Linked DNA regions of Homo sapiens: region 2 is linked to region 1. A link is an interaction called in ENCODE POLR2A ChIA-PET data of the cell type or tissue named here. Cell type or tissue: OCI-LY7. All regions are shown on one strand. Each heading gives the region's core, and the rest is flanking DNA. Links, peaks and the distances in the headings are about the cores only.

The links. Peaks named below come from ENCODE experiments on the same cell type or tissue, not always from the same donor. Only the 100,000 strongest peaks of a DNase experiment are listed, where the experiment ranks them.
Region 2: POLR2A ChIA-PET joins it to region 1 with 11 read pairs; 2 of 35 experiments call an interaction of 5 or more read pairs at or near these places.

What each region holds. Positions count from the first base shown.
Region 1 is chr12:50,978,841-50,986,948 of GRCh38, reverse strand. It overlaps SLC11A2 (solute carrier family 11 member 2), which reads left to right. Exons shown (of 16, transcript NM_000617.3): 16 at 1-957. Among named protein-coding and RNA genes, the nearest start is that of HIGD1C, 30 kb to the right of the region's middle. RefSeq lists a silencer at 5,056-5,256. In OCI-LY7, for the core only: no CTCF peak of the experiment used is centred there; no DNase peak of the experiment used is centred there.
Region 2 is chr12:51,184,925-51,193,032 of GRCh38, reverse strand. It overlaps POU6F1 (POU class 6 homeobox 1), which reads left to right. Exons shown (of 11, transcript NM_001330422.2): 9 at 562-703; 10 at 1,269-1,437; 11 at 2,441-6,097. The coding sequence ends at 2,786. Among named protein-coding and RNA genes, the nearest start is that of TFCP2, 16 kb to the right of the region's middle. RefSeq lists an enhancer at 3,988-4,197 and a silencer at 4,568-4,707. In OCI-LY7, for the core only: no CTCF peak of the experiment used is centred there; DNase peaks (open chromatin) are centred at 4,242, 4,592 and 5,522; H3K4me3 peaks cover 2,014 bases; H3K27ac peaks cover 2,500 bases.

The DNA.
Region 1 (8,108 bases), core at 2,899-5,398:
CTTCTCATTTTTGGAGCTTTCCTTCCAGAGTCCTGGCTGATTGGTGTTCGCTGTTCATCTGAGCCCCCAAAAGCATTATTACTGATACTTGCACACAGTCAAAAGCGCAGACTGGATGGATGGTCTTTTATAAGGCATTTAAGGGTACACTACTGTGTTTCACTGACCATACATTTTTCTTAGCCCCTCAAGTAATATAGCACAGAGTTATGAATGACAATTCCCCTAACCATTCCTCTTCATATCTGCCTCTTCCCCTTACCATCGTAATTCTCCAAACTGGTCATAAAGGCACTCTGTGAAGATATTGGGGACTGACATCTTAAGCTCTCACCTGGCTGCAGTAGGAAAGGCCAAACTGACGACAAAAAAAAAATTCTTTATAAAGATGATATGGTAACATGTATCTTTGCCCTGGGTCTGGGTGGGTCCAGTCAGTCTCAGATTTACAAGCATTTAGGAGCCTAGGTAAAAGCTGCTAGTATTCTTTTAAAAGTTATATTTATGACTTGCAATGATAGAAAACTCCTTCCAATTAAATGGCATTTTATAATATTATGTGTGTACTTCACAGTGTTAAAAATACCCTCATACGTTATTGCATTTGATCTTCACAGAAAGTGCATTTTAACCAGTACTCTGGGTGCAATAAATAATATGTAGAAATTTAAGTCCTCCAATTCCAGCATATCCAGTGAGTTTTGACAGTGTGTTTATGTGGAATGTTTAAGGATATACAATTGTACTTTATATAAATTGGTTCTTGTTCTTCTTAAATGTGACATGAAATAATTGTGCTGCTACATTATACTGGAAATTAACAGGGGAAAAGGGAAGAGCTCTTGGCTCCCTTGAGGTTCTGCTAGTGGTGTTAGGAGTGGTTACAACTGAGCTTTTAGTAACCATTTAACCGTATGTAAACTTGGTTTCTAATTAAAAAAAAATTTCTTTTTCCAATTTGGTTTCCTGGGTATTTTTTTAACCTTGAAATAATTTATTAATAGGGTTACAACAACTTTGATACAAAAAATACTGAAACAGCAACTACCACCTGGAATGGCACACTAAGTCCACACTGTTAGGATTTTCTCCTTAGAAAGGATAGAGAAATAAATGGATTTAGTCCTCAGAAAGCTTGGATTAATTGCAGATACCAGGATATTAATTTCCATTTACCCACTTAGTCAAATAGTTTTACCATAGCTAAAGGTCACATCATTACCATGTTGAAACTTGGGAAAAAAATTTTATTCTGCTTTTCTCTAAGCTGACTATTTTCTACCTGTAGCTTATTTCACTGTTTCACTTTTACATTCTATATGTGCTGCCAATGAAAAATTAGTATTTGAAGAGAAACCAAACTCATTTAGCTTAAAGACCAAGGAGCATTTTGGCAGACCTGATATAAATGGAAATATTGACACCATTTATTAAAAACAAAGGCAGAGCTCAGGCACAGTGAACTTTACTAGGCACATGACAGGAAAACTTGAGTCAGCACTTGATTTGTCCCAGGAGTGTCACCAGAACTTCATTTTCCCTTTCTCTGTTGCAAGGCTTCCCTGTGAGTAACACAGTGGAATTCATCTAGGAAGAATTTTGTTCTCCATGTTGTCCTTCCTCATTTAGTGCTCTCTCTTTACTTTGGATTTAATTTCAGAACTAAAATAGGATTCAAAACAATGTGAGGATCCTGTTTTGAAACATTTCCTTTAGCTCTGCCCTCTGGAATACCTTCTGCTCCTTCATTGGTAGGACCAATGAATCTAAATCTGTCAGCTTCTCTAAGTCCCTTAGCTTATGAATTTAAAAATGGCTAACTCAGTACTGTGTTCTAAGGCCTGGCCTGAACAGTTGTATTATCTCATTTAATCCTTGTAACAACAAGAGGATCAGCCTCTATGTAGATGAGTCAACTGGAAGGCCAAAAGTAACTTGCCCACATTTACATTACTAATGAAATGTGCAGTTGGCATTTGAACTCGCATAGCTTAACTCCAGAACCCATGTTTTCATTCCCAAACTATCCTGTGTAATATATAGTATACCCTTCATGTTGGGTTGTCACCAAGCTTTGTTGTTTAGCAGCACAAGGAACATAACACACTGAAGCATTTGTTTCATACTCTGATTAGTGCTAGAATATGCATTAGGCAGAAGTTGCCAACTGGTAGATTTTGGTCCCTGTGCAGAATTTTTAAAAGTAAGTTTGAATGCTTTTGGCAAGTGTAGAGAATGGACAGGGCCCTCTATGGTCCTATCCCAGCAATAGCCAAGAGTTACTAGTTAATAAGTTCACTCATTTGCATTAGCTCTCTGCCCCCGGAAGTATTTTAGCCTATTTCCAGGCCATTTAGTCTCATTTCTCAATGTCTCAGAACAATATAACAAACATCTCCAATGAAAGTGGTCTATCAACTAAGTCATCTAAGTGACACTCTGTGGGCATCACAGGACCAATACTGCAACCCTTGCTTACTACGTATTGAAGAAGTCTACCACCATTGCTCACTTGGGAAAGGCTTCAATGAATTGTCAATATATTTAATTGCTGTTATTTACTTAAGCCTAAATTAAGCAAGCTGATGTCTGAAGAGCTGTTTCCATGTCCTAAAGCCAGTGTAATACAGTGTTTTCCTAGCCCACTAGTTGGAAATAGTTTTATCCTGGGCATCATTTGGTCTAATCTGTCTTCACACAGTCATCACTGCAAGCCTGTGAGGTTATACACTGCAGTTTGTAATGTGTTAAATATATGTGTCGAAGACTCACATGAGATAGTATATTGGTGTACTTGGCATTTTCTTTTTTTTTTTTTCTGAGATGGAGTCGAGCTTTGTCACCCAGGCTGGAGTGCAGTGCTATGATCTCGGCTCACTGCCACCTCTGCCTCCCAGGTTCAAGCAATTCTCCTGCCTCAGCCTCCCGAGTAGCTGGGATTACAGGTGCCCACCACCATGCCTGGATAATTTTTTTTTTTTAAGATGGAGTCTCACTCTGTTGCCCAGGCTGGAGTGCAGTGGTGCGATCTCAGCTCACTGCAACCTTCCCTTCCCAGGTTCAAGCAATTCTCCTGCCTCTGCCTCCCAAGTAACTGGGACTACAGGCACACACCACTAAGGCCAGCTAATTTTTGTATTTTTAGAGATGGGGATTCACCATGTTGGCCAGGCTGGTCTCAAACCCCTGACCTCATGATCCACCCACCTCAGCCTCCCTAAGTGCTGGGATTACAAACGTGAGCCACTGCACCTGGCTAATTTTTGTATTTTCAGTAAAGCCAGGGTTTTACCATGTTGGTCAGGCTGCTCTCGAACTCCTGACCTCAAGTGATCTGCCTGCCTCGGCCTCTCAAAGTGCTGGGATTACAGGTGTGAGCCACTGTGCCTGGCTGTACTTGGCATTTTCAAATGTAGCATTTATTCACATTTTACAAATGAGTAGAATAAGGCTCCAAAAGTATATGTGACATGCTGAAGGCCATAGAAAGTGGCAGAGTTAAGGGCTTGAACCCAACTCCAGTGCCTTTATATTACACTAAAATAGGGATAGTTGCTACCAATAAATTTATAGTCTGCATTCTGCATTAACTTAGAGGCTGTTGGTGCCAAAGGATAACAATAAAAGCTCTGCGTAATAATAATAGGGCTAAAATGAGACTCAAACTTGTCTCAAGGTGTATTCGAGAAGAGAAAAAGTAAAAAGAAATAACTTCATAGCCAGCCTAGGAAACATGGCAAAACCCTGTCTACAAAAAAATTAGCTGAGTGTGGTGGCACACGCCTATAGTCCTAGCTACTTGGGAGGCTGAGATGGGAGGATGGCTGAAGCCCAGGAGGTAGAGGTGGCAGTGAGCCAAGATTGTGTCATTGGCACTCCAGCGTGAGTGACATAGTGAGGCCTTGTCTCTACAAAAAAAATAACAACTTCACAGGTCCCAACACAAACCATCTAGACTCAGTTCTTTAGGAGTGGAGTCTGGAATTGTGGGTTTTTTTTTTTTTTTTTTTGACGGAGTCTCGCTGTGTTGCCCAGGCCGGAGTGCAGTGGCATGATCTCAGCTCACTGCAGCCTCTGCCTCCTGGATTCAAGTGTTTCTCCTGCCTCAGCCTCGTGAGTAGCTGGGATTACAGGCATGCGCCACCATGCCCCGCTAATTTTTGTATTTTTAGTCGAGGGGTTTCGCCATGTTGGTCAGGCTGGTCTTGAACTTCTGACCTGAGGTGATCCATGCGCCTCGGCCTCCCACAGTGCTGGGATTACAGGCATGAGACACCGTGCCCAGTCGGAATTGTTTTTTGTTTGTTTGCTGTTTTGTTTTTTGAGACGGAGTCTGACTCTGTCGCCAGGCTGGAGTGCAGTGGTGCAATCTCGGCTCACTGCAATCTCTGCCTCCTGGGTTCAAGTGATTCTCCTGCCTCAGCCTCCCGATTAGCTGGGATTACAGGTGTGTGCCACCACACCCAGCTAATTTTTTTTGTATTTTTAGTAGAGACGGAGTTTCATCATGTTGGCCAGGATGGTCTCGATCTCCTGACCTCATGATCCGCCCACCTTGGCCTCCCAAAGTGCTGGGTTTACAGGCGTGAGCCACCGCACCCAGCTGGGAATTGTGTTTTAAAAGCAGCTTCGGTGATTCTGATGCAGGCTGACAAACATTTGGGACCCACAGGTCATCTTTCTCCCTCTTGGTACATGCCATTTCATGTTTTTGTTTTTTAAATGAAAGGCTTTTCTCTGCTCCAGTGCCAAAGGATAATAGGGCTCAGGATTGAAACCATTGGGAATTTGATTTCTAATTCACACAGTAGTAAAATACAAAAGCATTCTGCTTGTTTGTTCTTATCCTGATTTGAAGCACCCATCCTTAGGCAGAGTGTGTCACAAGAATAGTCAGAGTGCTAATTTTGCTAAGGACATTTGGTACCATCTCAGTCCTTAACTATTTCAGCTCCTACCTGTTATTTTGCATATCAGAAGCCATTCATGTATGTATCTGTAAGCCATTTCTTTTCTGAAATAAAAATCAATATAGCAGTACAGAAAAAAAGGCCTAAATTGATGTGCTAATTATAGGTACTTAAAAGCTGATTTCAATAAATACGTGAAAATCAGTCTAACCCTCTTCCATCTTTTTTTCCTTAGTGCCATCTGGGATTGACAGCTCAGCCTGAACTCTATCTTCTGAACACCATGGACGCTGACTCACTTGTGTCTAGATGACTGACAGCCTGAGAGACTCTATAAGAACATGTTTTTCTAAGCCCTTTTTGTGCCAGGTGTCCCGTTAACGTCTCTGTTAGTTCAGAGGTGAGTTTTGTTCAGACGTTTTGAACAAAAGGCAAAGATTTCCTCATGGGAAGGGTGTTCAAAACTGACAGCTATAAATGTAGGTCAGAGACCCACCCACCTCATAACAGTCATACACTCCCAGAGTTAAACGATTGGCCTCTGATGGCCACACACCCCTATGGGCTTGTGTCTTGGACTCTGGGATTTAAAAGATATATATGTATATATATTTATGTAAACCTGAGCATCTCAGTTTGGGTAGAGTTTTAAGGTTATATGAAACTGATAGAACTTTTGTATTTTTTTTTTAAATATTGTTTTGATATATCAGATATTTGTTTTGTCTGGATCACAAGTGAGAAAGAAAAGAGAACAATGCTCTTTTTCACAATGAACTGGTCAAATTGACTATCTTGTAAAGTGATACTTTACTATGTCAGTGAAATTTCAGTTTGATTTTAGTCAACCAGATTATATCCTTTGTATCTACTGATATTAACACATCATATTAACACATCATTTCTTAAAAAAACATTTCTTCTGTTTGGCAATCATAATTAACTCTGGTTATCAGCCTATTTTGTAATTATTGTCTTTGTCGTCACTTTTCTTGAATTGTTTTCTAGTCATTAAACAGATATGAAGGCATTGCCAAAGAGCTTTAATATCCAGTAACAAGATCCAGAAACCACACTTTAACCAGTGATCAGTTTTCCGTGCTGCATTGTAACTCAGCTCATTCTGGCATTCAAGTTTTAGGCAAAAAAAGAGGAAACTTCTAACATTTAGCTTGTAAGTCCTGACATAAGATAGTGAAGATATTTATCTTCTTTCTAATATTTGTATAGTCCGCCAATGTATTTTCTTCCCACTATTCCCATTAACATACCAAACACTGTTTCTAGGTCCAAAGTCTATTTCTAGGAGTGGCCAATATTTGTATTGTTGAATCTCCTAGGGAATGCTAAATGTTTCACTTTAAAATACCTATTTATACCAAGTAGCATGAGATTAGTACTAGAGTGAGATTTGGAATATTAGTCCACATATCACAAACTGCTTGCCTACATGTATAGATTTTTTTTTTCACCCACCTTCCTAACCAGGAATTTGTTTCCTTAAATTTGTTGTTGTTGTTGTTGTTGTTTGTTGTTATTTTTTTGAGAAGAGTCTTGCCCTGTCGCCAAGGTGGGAATGCATTGACGTGATCTCAGTTCACTGTAACCTCTACCTCCCCGGTTTAATCGATTCTCCTCCTTCAGCCTCCTGAATAGCTGGGATTACAGGCACCACATTTTTAGTGGAGATGGGGTTTCACCATGTTGGCCAGGCTGGTCTCAAACTCTTGACCTCAAGTGATCTACCTGCCTCAGCCTCCCAAAGTGCTGGGATTACAGGTGTGAGCCACTGCACCCAGCGTTTTTTGTTGTTAAGACAGGGTCTTGCTCTGTTGCCCAGGCTGGAGTGCAGTGGTGTGATCTCAGCTCACTGCAACTTCTGCCACCTGGGCTTAAGCCATCCTCCCACTTCAGCATCCCAAATAGCTGGGACTGCAGGCACACACCACCACACCCAGCTAATTTTTGTATTTTTTGTAGAGACGGGATTTCACCATGTTGCCCAGGCTGGTGTTGAACTCATGAGCTCAAGTAATCTGCTGGCCTTGGCCTCCCAAAGTGCTGAGATTATAGGCGTGAGCCACTGCATCCAGCTCACTCCTCATTTCTTTCTAGCCCCAAAGGTGTTGAGTCAGCAAATCCTGCAGCCTTTGTGTGACTTTGAGCATCACTTTCCCCTTTCAGCATTAAATATATGACCTCTCTGCCTTATTTTAGAACTTACTACATTTCAATAAAACTTTTTAAAAAATCCAGACATTGCCTATGTTCGTTTATAATCGGCCCTTAAAGAGGCAGGGATTTTTCTAAAATGACACTTTAAAATTTCCTCATTTCTACTTCAGGGCCTCTTGAAACTTCAGATAATGAGAGCAGCCAACCCTGCAACTCAGGCTATAGAGTCCTTCTGATCTTAAAACTGAGACTGAATTCACATCAGTTTTACGCTTTTACTTGAAAAAGAGACTCTTAAGTGTTTTTGGTTTCTTTATACAGGACAACAACTCTAGATGAAACCAGTGTGTTGGATTTTCCCCGCCTCCCTGGGTGGTTTTATTTCTCAGTTGTTTCATTACCAGAGAGTGTTGGGGAAACGAAGGTAAAAAATAAAAACATCCTGTTGTGAAACTCATAGAAAGGTGAGGTGGTTGGTTAAGTACTTATGGAATTTCTATAGCTCTTTTCCAGTCCTGAACTATATGTTACTAGGAACAGAGAATACAGGTTTACAAGTGTACCGTTCAGGTCACAGAACTCCTGTAATCAGAAAATGTCATAATAAAGCAAACTGAATCATGTCAAAGCCAGTAGAGGAGGTTGATAACTAAGAGTGAGTCTTGGGTAAGCTTTTTTCTAAGTTAAGAATATTTAATCACTCTCCAATTTGTGGTATATAAATCTGGATTACTATAAGTGTACTTGTGCATATATTAATATATTCAATCTTAAGAATAACCTGAGTGCATTCACTTAATTCCTGGGGTTCAACACTATAGAGTCAATCTGTAAAAGGATGCTCTGACAATGTATACACAGAATGTCAGAAAAAGTGCAATTACCTAATTGTTACTGAGCAGTCACTGCTACATAACTGTGTGCCAGCCTAATATAAAAGGCAGGTGAGTGTATCCAGGTATATGAAGTAGTTTCATTAGTAACAGAGGCAGTGGTTTTAGTAGCTAATATAAACAGCCTTCT
Region 2 (8,108 bases), core at 3,333-5,832, 210 kb before region 1:
TGTGTCACAGTTGGGTGTGAAGCTCCAGGTTGGTAGGGCAGGTTGCTGTGCTTATTTAGTATAATTCAGTCACTATTGTTGGGTGGGTATTAATAAGGTGTTTCTTAGTCTTGCTTTTTTTTTTTTTTGAGACGGAGTCTCACTCTGTCGCCCAGTCTGGAGTGCAGTGGCGCGATCTTGGCTCATTGCAACCTCCGCCTCCCAGGTTCAAGCAATTCTCCTGCTTCAGTCTCCTGAGTAGCTGGAATTATAGGCACCCACCACCATGCCCAGCTAATTTTTGTATTTTTAGTAGAGACAGGGTTTTGCCACATTGCCCAGGCTGATATCAAACTCCCAACCTCAAGTGATCCTCCCGCCTTGGCTTCCCAAAGTGTTGGGATTACAGGCATCAGCCACCATGCCCTGCCTAGTCTTGTTTTATGATAGAGCCCAGGCGGGAATGTCCTGCATGCGTGAGGATTTCATGTCTGTTTTTGCCCTGCCTCTGGTCCACCCAGGGATTTTAACTCCCTGAGCCTGGCAGAGGGCAGCAAAGGCTTGTTGTCTGTCCTTTCACAGGTGCAGCCCATCCAGCCCACACCAACCGTGCCCCAGCCTGCTGTGGTCATTGCCAGCCCAGCTCCAGCCGCCAAGCCATCTGCCTCTGCTCCTATCCCAATTACCTGCTCAGAGACCCCCACCGTCAGCCAGTTGGTGTCCAGTAAGTGGCTCCTGGAGAAGTAGTGTGGAGAAGTGGGGAGGCATTTATGTGGGCACCCAATCTCTTCAGATGCTGCTTTCCTTGATATCCTGGGGTCCAGAGGGGAAGGGCAGAGGCCCAATATGAGGGGCTGGCTTTTTTATTCCCATTCCTGTTGAGGTGGAGTTTGGGCACGATGACAGTGGAGGCTGTCAAGCTGGCTGGCTGGCTGCTTTTTGGAGAGGCCGAGCCATGGGCTGTCTCCGCTATGGTCTCTCACCCAGTATTTGAGGAATGTGGGTGACCAACAAGTGTGTTTGGGGCCAGGCCTAGGGAGAATGGGGGAGGGTGAGCAGTTAGAGCTGGAAGAACTTGAAAATAGCTCCTTACCCCTGGAGAGGTTAGTTTAGGCCCCTTCAACTCTTGCTTGTCTTGGGGACAAAGGTGATAAGAGTCTTGAAGGTGCGTGAGCCTTTTCCCAGGTGTCCTCACCTCTCACTACTGCGTCAGTTCAGACCAATGAGCCAGATAAGCAGGGATGGTTCCCATGTTACACACTCATCCCTGCTCCCTCCCTCTGGCCTAGAGCCACATACTCCAAGTCTGGATGAGGATGGGATCAACTTAGAAGAGATCCGGGAGTTTGCCAAGAACTTTAAGATCCGGCGGCTCTCGCTGGGCCTTACACAGACCCAGGTGGGTCAGGCTCTGACTGCAACGGAAGGTCCAGCCTACAGCCAGTCAGCCATCTGCCGGTGAGTAAGGCTGCCCTAGACAGGATTAGGGCCTGCTCAGCTGCCTGGTGCCACCGGGCACTCATGGGAACCTGAGCACCGGCCCCTTTTCCATATGCCCCCTTGCTCCAGCCTTTTTCCAGATAAGGAAGACCATCTTAAGGGTAGATATGAACACCTGGGGCAGTCAAAGGCTGACCCTGTCCTTCTGAGGTCCTCTGAAGATTATCCTCCAATCCTGGGCATTAATATGGGTCTTCTTTGGGGAACCCAAGACCCTAATCCACTGAGGAATTCTAGCAGGAAAGGAGTACAGCTTATAAAATTAGTCACCAAAGTGGGAACTTCCATTCTATGTTGGCCCTTAACTGTAACCCACCATACCTCATCATGCTCCCATCTCCCCTCTAACAAGGAATGACTGTAAAGTAACATAGCTGAGTTTTCTGTAAGCAGCCTACAAACTAGTTTTGGTGCCAGGAGGGATAGAGTTTCAAACAAGAATAAGCGCATGGCTCAGGGATGGCCAAAAGGTTTCATCTGCCTGCCAGCTCCATAGGTCAGGCTAGAGTGACCTTTAGAGTGCCTCCAGCATCCTGTGGAGAATCCTGTCACCACATCCAGCTCAGCCAGAAAGAGCAGCCTGACTTGTTAGTGATGCTGCTATGGGAGTGTGACTGGAGGCCTCCCAAGGTGACTCCTCAAAAGGACTTCATTCATTTAGGGGAACGTTCTAGAATGGTTGTTTGTAAGGCAGTTGCACTATTATTATTCCACTACTGACTGAGCCGAGGCCGTGGGAATGGTTTCCCTGTTAGGACCGGGCACATCAGAGGGTCTGAGGAGTCTGGGCTTGGCCAAACTAGAGGGGTCTTGGTGGAGGTGGTGAGGGGAGCACTGGGTACAGTCTCACCAGCCCCTAGAGGAGCGGCCCCTTGAGGATGGAGCCTGCACCTAGGTGCGGGGTGTGCCAAAGAGACCAACATGCTCTCACTGCCTCTTCCTGGGTATGGGTTGCCCACAGGTTCGAGAAGCTAGACATCACACCCAAGAGTGCCCAGAAGCTAAAGCCGGTGCTGGAAAAGTGGCTAAACGAAGCTGAACTGCGGAACCAGGAAGGCCAGCAGAACCTGATGGAGTTTGTGGGAGGCGAGCCCTCCAAGAAACGCAAACGCCGCACCTCCTTCACCCCCCAGGCCATAGAGGCTCTCAATGCCTATTTTGAGAAGAACCCACTGCCCACAGGCCAGGAGATCACTGAAATTGCTAAGGAGCTCAACTACGACCGTGAGGTAGTGCGGGTCTGGTTCTGCAATCGGCGCCAGACGCTCAAGAACACCAGCAAGCTGAACGTCTTTCAGATCCCTTAGGGCTCAGCCCCTGGCCCTGTGTTCTAGCACTTTGTCCATTTCCCGTGGCATCCGGCTGCAGCCACTGCCATGACAGCACCTGTCATTTTGCCACGTGCAGCTGTGCTCACCCCAGGTCATCAGACTCCACCGTGTGCATGTGCATCAATGTCCCTCTTTTCTCCCACACATCTCACATCATGGGGAGGCCAGAGGGGGCCACACGAGAGCTCCAGGCTCTGGGCTGGTCACTCCGAAGAAGAGGATTTGTGACGTCACTTAGAGAAGCACCTTGCTAGCATGGTTTCTGAAGGGTGAATTCTGGTGGGGAACCAGAAACTCCCTGTCTTTGGGGCAGGGCTAAAGCAGCTCCTAAGGACCACTGGCCATTAGCTCTTGCTTTTGATGGCATTCTCTTTCCACCTTGTCTTCTCCTTTGCTCCTCTGTGTTAGTGTGGCAGGTATGACAACTCATCCAGTGGAAACACAGCCTCACACTGCCCTTCCGCCCCCCACACTTTGCCTGCAGGTGCACCGAAAGGACCTGGGAGATAAAATTCAAAAAAGTGTGATGTGCTGCTCAGAAGGTCAGACTCCATGTCTGCCTTGACCTCAAGGTCAGAAGGTTCCCAAACCCCTGGGGCTGGAACATGGGATCTCCTCTTCCACCTCTTCCTGGTTCCTTTGCGGGGAAAATTGCACTAAAACAGAACCTTTTCTTAATCCATGTTGGAAGGAAGCAACAGTGAACTCTACCTGTTCTGGAGTTCTCCTGGGTCTGCAGAAGGTTGGGAATTTAGAAAATAAGGCTGTTCTTTCATATTTTAATTTAATCTCTGTCAATGGCCATCCCTCCCACAAAAAAACGTGGGTTAAGAGAACTTGCAGACTGGATATGCAAGCAAACGGGCAACTCTGGAGAAAAATAAGGAAAGGAATGCTGACTTTCTCTTTCTTTCTCTTGTCCCCACACCCATTCCCAACCCAATACTGGGGCCTTCTCAAAAGGAGCAAATTAAACAATAAACCAGACAGCAAGGCCCTGGGGGAAAGGACAACATCCTGAAATAAATGATGGAGCCCAGGAAGGTCTCTTGTGGAAGTTGACTTAACTCTAATTTTCTTTGTAACTTTAAGCCTTGGATACGGGAGGAGAAATCTCATTTTGTCGAGTCTCAGACCATGTCTGTGTGTAAGCAATCCCCACAGTGTCCTCTGAGCCAAGGACACCCCCAGATCAGATTGAGTTTTGCTTCTAGACGGGGTAGCTATGGTACCTTGGGGGTTAGCTCTCATCCAAGCTGTTAAGTGAGTTTCCAGCCTCACTGTGGCTGGAAAGCCCCTAAAATTCAGTATGTAACTCCAGGAAGTCAGGAGAGAACTGAGATTTGCCTAGATGACCACAGGCTTGCGGTGTAGATTATCCCTAAAGGGCCCCAAGTCACGGGGGTCAACCACCCCTGTCTTCAGTACTCTTATCCTTACAGAGGCTGGTCTCTAACAGCTGCCTCCAGTGGACCTCCCATGATCCACCCTGAGGGAAGGACCGTCAGCTGGGGACACATCACCACCTCTGTCAGTCACTGGTGCAGAGCCACCTCCTAGCCTAGCTTCCTCTGGTGTCCTGTTTCCTTTCCCACTTACTGTTGGTGCCTCCCAGGCCCTGCAGTGCCAGCGTGGCCACCCTCTTGGTAGCCTGGCCAGTAAGAGGAGGACAGTTGTGTGCTGAATTAGCACACGCACGTGCAGCGCGCACAGACGCGCGCACACACACACACATACACGCTCTGCTGCATTTGGACAAACCATGCCTGCCAGAGTGTAGCAGAGGTGAGGAAGCAGGTGGGCAGCTTGCCTGACCCAGCTTTTCAGGAGAGCGTGTCTCCAACAGAGAGTCTCCACACTCTAGTTCAGGGTTATCGACCTGCCTCAATGAGATGACAGACTCATTTGGGAGGGGTGTTGCAAACAAGTTTTCAGTGAGAATAGTTAAGTTCCAGAGCTTGTAAAGGATTCAGTGACTGACACTTCAGTAAATTAGGCCAGGCACATTGGCTTATGCCTGTAATTCCAACACTTTGGAAGGCCGAGGTGGGCGGATCATTTGAGGTCTGGAGTTCGAGACCAGCCTGACCAACATGGTGAAACCCCGTCTCTACTAAAAATACAAAAATTAGCCAGGTGTGGTAGTGCACATCTGTAATCCCAGCTACTTGGGAGGTGGAGGCAGGAGAATTGCTTGAACCCTGGAGGTTGCAATGAGCTGAGATCACACTACTTCACTCCAGCCTGGGTGACAGAGCAAGACTCGGTCTCAAACAAACAAAAACTTATGGCGATGCAGGTTTTCATGCTCAGACGCTTGCATTCAGGTATGCTTTCTTTTTTGAGAGAGACAAATGGGTCACAGCTGGCACCCTGGGAATAGCACATAATCCAGGGTGTGTCTGTGGTGGTGGACGTGCAGGGGAACACCATCTGTCCTGTGTCATGATGGGAAAACAATCATGAACCACTGGTCTAAATTAGGCCTGGCCATGCTTTCTCAGCCCCTCCCTCATTTAAATTTGTCTTCCCAAAGCTGAGCTAAAACTAAACCATTTCTCCTCTGCTGGAATGATGGATTGGTCATTCAGAGGAACAATACCAGGGGTGGGAGGTTTGCAGGCTGAGTTCCCCAGGCATGGGGGTGCAGGGTGTCCCTGAGGTTTACCCAAAGCACAGCTCGCTGGCCTGTGACCTCTGCCCTTCCTCCCACAGTGTAAGACCCCCCAGGAAGCAGCTGGGGCCTGAACCTCTCACCTAGGAGGTAGGTTTATTTTATTTTTTGTTAGCATCAGGCTCTGAAGGAGTTGGTATACATTTTGTTTTGAAAACATCTTCTGGACTTACACCAGAGCTTAGTGTCGTCTTTACTATGGAAAGAGAGGAGAATGGACAGAAATGGTTTAACTGTGTGGAGTTTTGTTTGTTTTGTTTTAAATGGAAGAAAGACCAAAACTTTCCTGGTGGATCAGCTAGGGCCTTTGACCCTGCATTACCACGGCATTTTATCCAGGTGAAGTCCAGGGAAAGAACTCAGCCAAATGGACTAAGGAACACACGAGTTTGGAATGCGAGACTCTGACATTTTTGTGTTCTTGGAAATCCAATTACCTTCCCATGCCCAGATTTCCTTCCTGCCTCTTGGACCAGGCTCTGGCACTGAGGTTCTCACTGTTCCCAACACAGACAAAGCTTCCTGAGGGCTGGAGGGGCAGCAAGGGGAGAGGAGAATGGGGAAGAAGCGCTTGATGTAGTTGTGTGGAATAAACAGTATTTTTTCTTTTGTACTGGTCTGCTTGTTTCCTGTTCACTCTTCAGGGTAGAAATATTAGTGAAACAGTGTCAGAGGACAGGGAAGTGACAGTCTTTGCTGTCAGCTTGCAGCCTGGAAAATCCCATTGCAAGAAAGCAGGGGTCAGTACTCTGGATTCCCATTTCAGAAGTCCCTGCTTGGGCCCTCCTGCCACCACGACCCTCCCATCACATTGGGGATTCAGTTCTAGAGACAGAAGGGCACAGGGTCTCCTTTTAGAACACCCTTCTTATACCTAGAGCCCCAGAATTCTCTGCCAAGCCCACTTCCTGGACCCCTCCTCTCTGGGTTCCAGGAGCTGTGCCGTTGGTGTGCACACTTGTAGGTCTAAGAGGTGGCTGCCTTAGTCTGCTCTGGTTGCTACAACAAAGTACCTTAGACTCAGTGCCTTACAGACAAGAGAAATTTATTGCTCACAGTTTTGGAGACTGGAAAGTCCAAGATCAAGGTCAAGATCAAGGTCGATGTCTGATAAGAGCCCTCTTCCTCATAAACAGGTATCTTTTCACTGTAACCTCACATGGTGGAAGGGCAAGCAAGCTCCCTTGGCCTCTTTTATAAGGGAGCTAATCCCATTAATCTTACTTGACTAATCACACCCCAAAAGGCCCCACCTTAATCTAGTCAGCCCTCCATATCCCTGGGGTCTGTGTCCTCAGATACAACCTCAGATGGAAAATACAATATTCAAAAACAACAACAGGCCGGGTGTGGTGGCTATTGCCTGTAATCCCAGCACTTTGGGAGGCCAAGGCAGGCGGATTGCCTGAGCTCAGGAGTTCGCAACCAGCTTGGGCAACATGGTAAAACCCCGTCTCTACTAAAAATCCAAAAATTAAACAGGTGTGGTGGTACATGCCTGTAATCCCAGCTATTTGGGAGGCTGAGGCACAAGAATTGCTTGAACCCAGGAGATGGAGGTTGCAGTGAGCCGAGATCGTACCACTGCACTCCAGCCTGGGTAACAGAGCAAGACTCTGCCTCCAAACAAACAAACAACCCAACCCCCCTAATACAACAGTAAAAAACAAAACAAACAAAAAATGTCAATATCGTATAACAACTATTTACATAGCATTTACATTATATTAGTAGGTATTATAAGTAACCCAGTGATAATTTTATGCAAGAGGATGTGCACAGGAGGTTATGTGGAAATACTACACTGTTTTTGGTGGGTTTTGTTTTGTTTCTAGAGACAGAGTCTCACTTGTTGGCCCAGGCTGGAGTGCAGTGGCGTGATCACAGCTCACTAGATTTCCCTGGCTCAAGTGATCCTCCCACCTCAGCCTCCCAAGTGGCTGGGTCTACAGGCATGTGCCACCACACCTGGCTAATTTTTTTATTTTTGTTTTTAGAGATGGGGTCTCACTATGTTGCCCAGGCTGGAGTACACCATTTTATATGAGAGGCTTGAGCACCTGTGGATTTTGGTATCCTCAGGCATCCTGAAACCAATCCCCGACAGATATGGAAGGACAACTGTACTATCACATTGGGGATTCAGTTTCATTATAGGAATTTTTGGGAAACACAAACATTCAGCCCTGCCGTGGCCAAAGGGCAGCTGTTTGTCAGACAGTAGGGTGACAGAGCTTGGATATGTAGACTACGGTGTCTACACATGTACGTCAGGCTCTTTGCAGTGCAAGATGGGGAGAGGGAAGAGAAGGCAGCCAACGGGCTGAGGGCCAGGACTGGGGCACATTCTAGCATGGGACTTCAAGGAGTTCTAAATCCAAACCTGGCCTCCCAGGTCACTATAAAGGTATACTCTTCAGGATAGGAAGCCAGAACTTTAATAATTAGTTTGACTTATACTTTACAAAAGGGTGACTATATGGTAAGCAAGACTTTGTATTATTCCCCAGGACTGTCACCTGAGCTTAGAGCTGAGAGCACACCTGTCATGAGGGTCTCTCTTGGCTTGTCTACTTCCTAGGAGCAGGGTTCATGACATCTGTCTCTCAGGTCCCTCTCCCCTG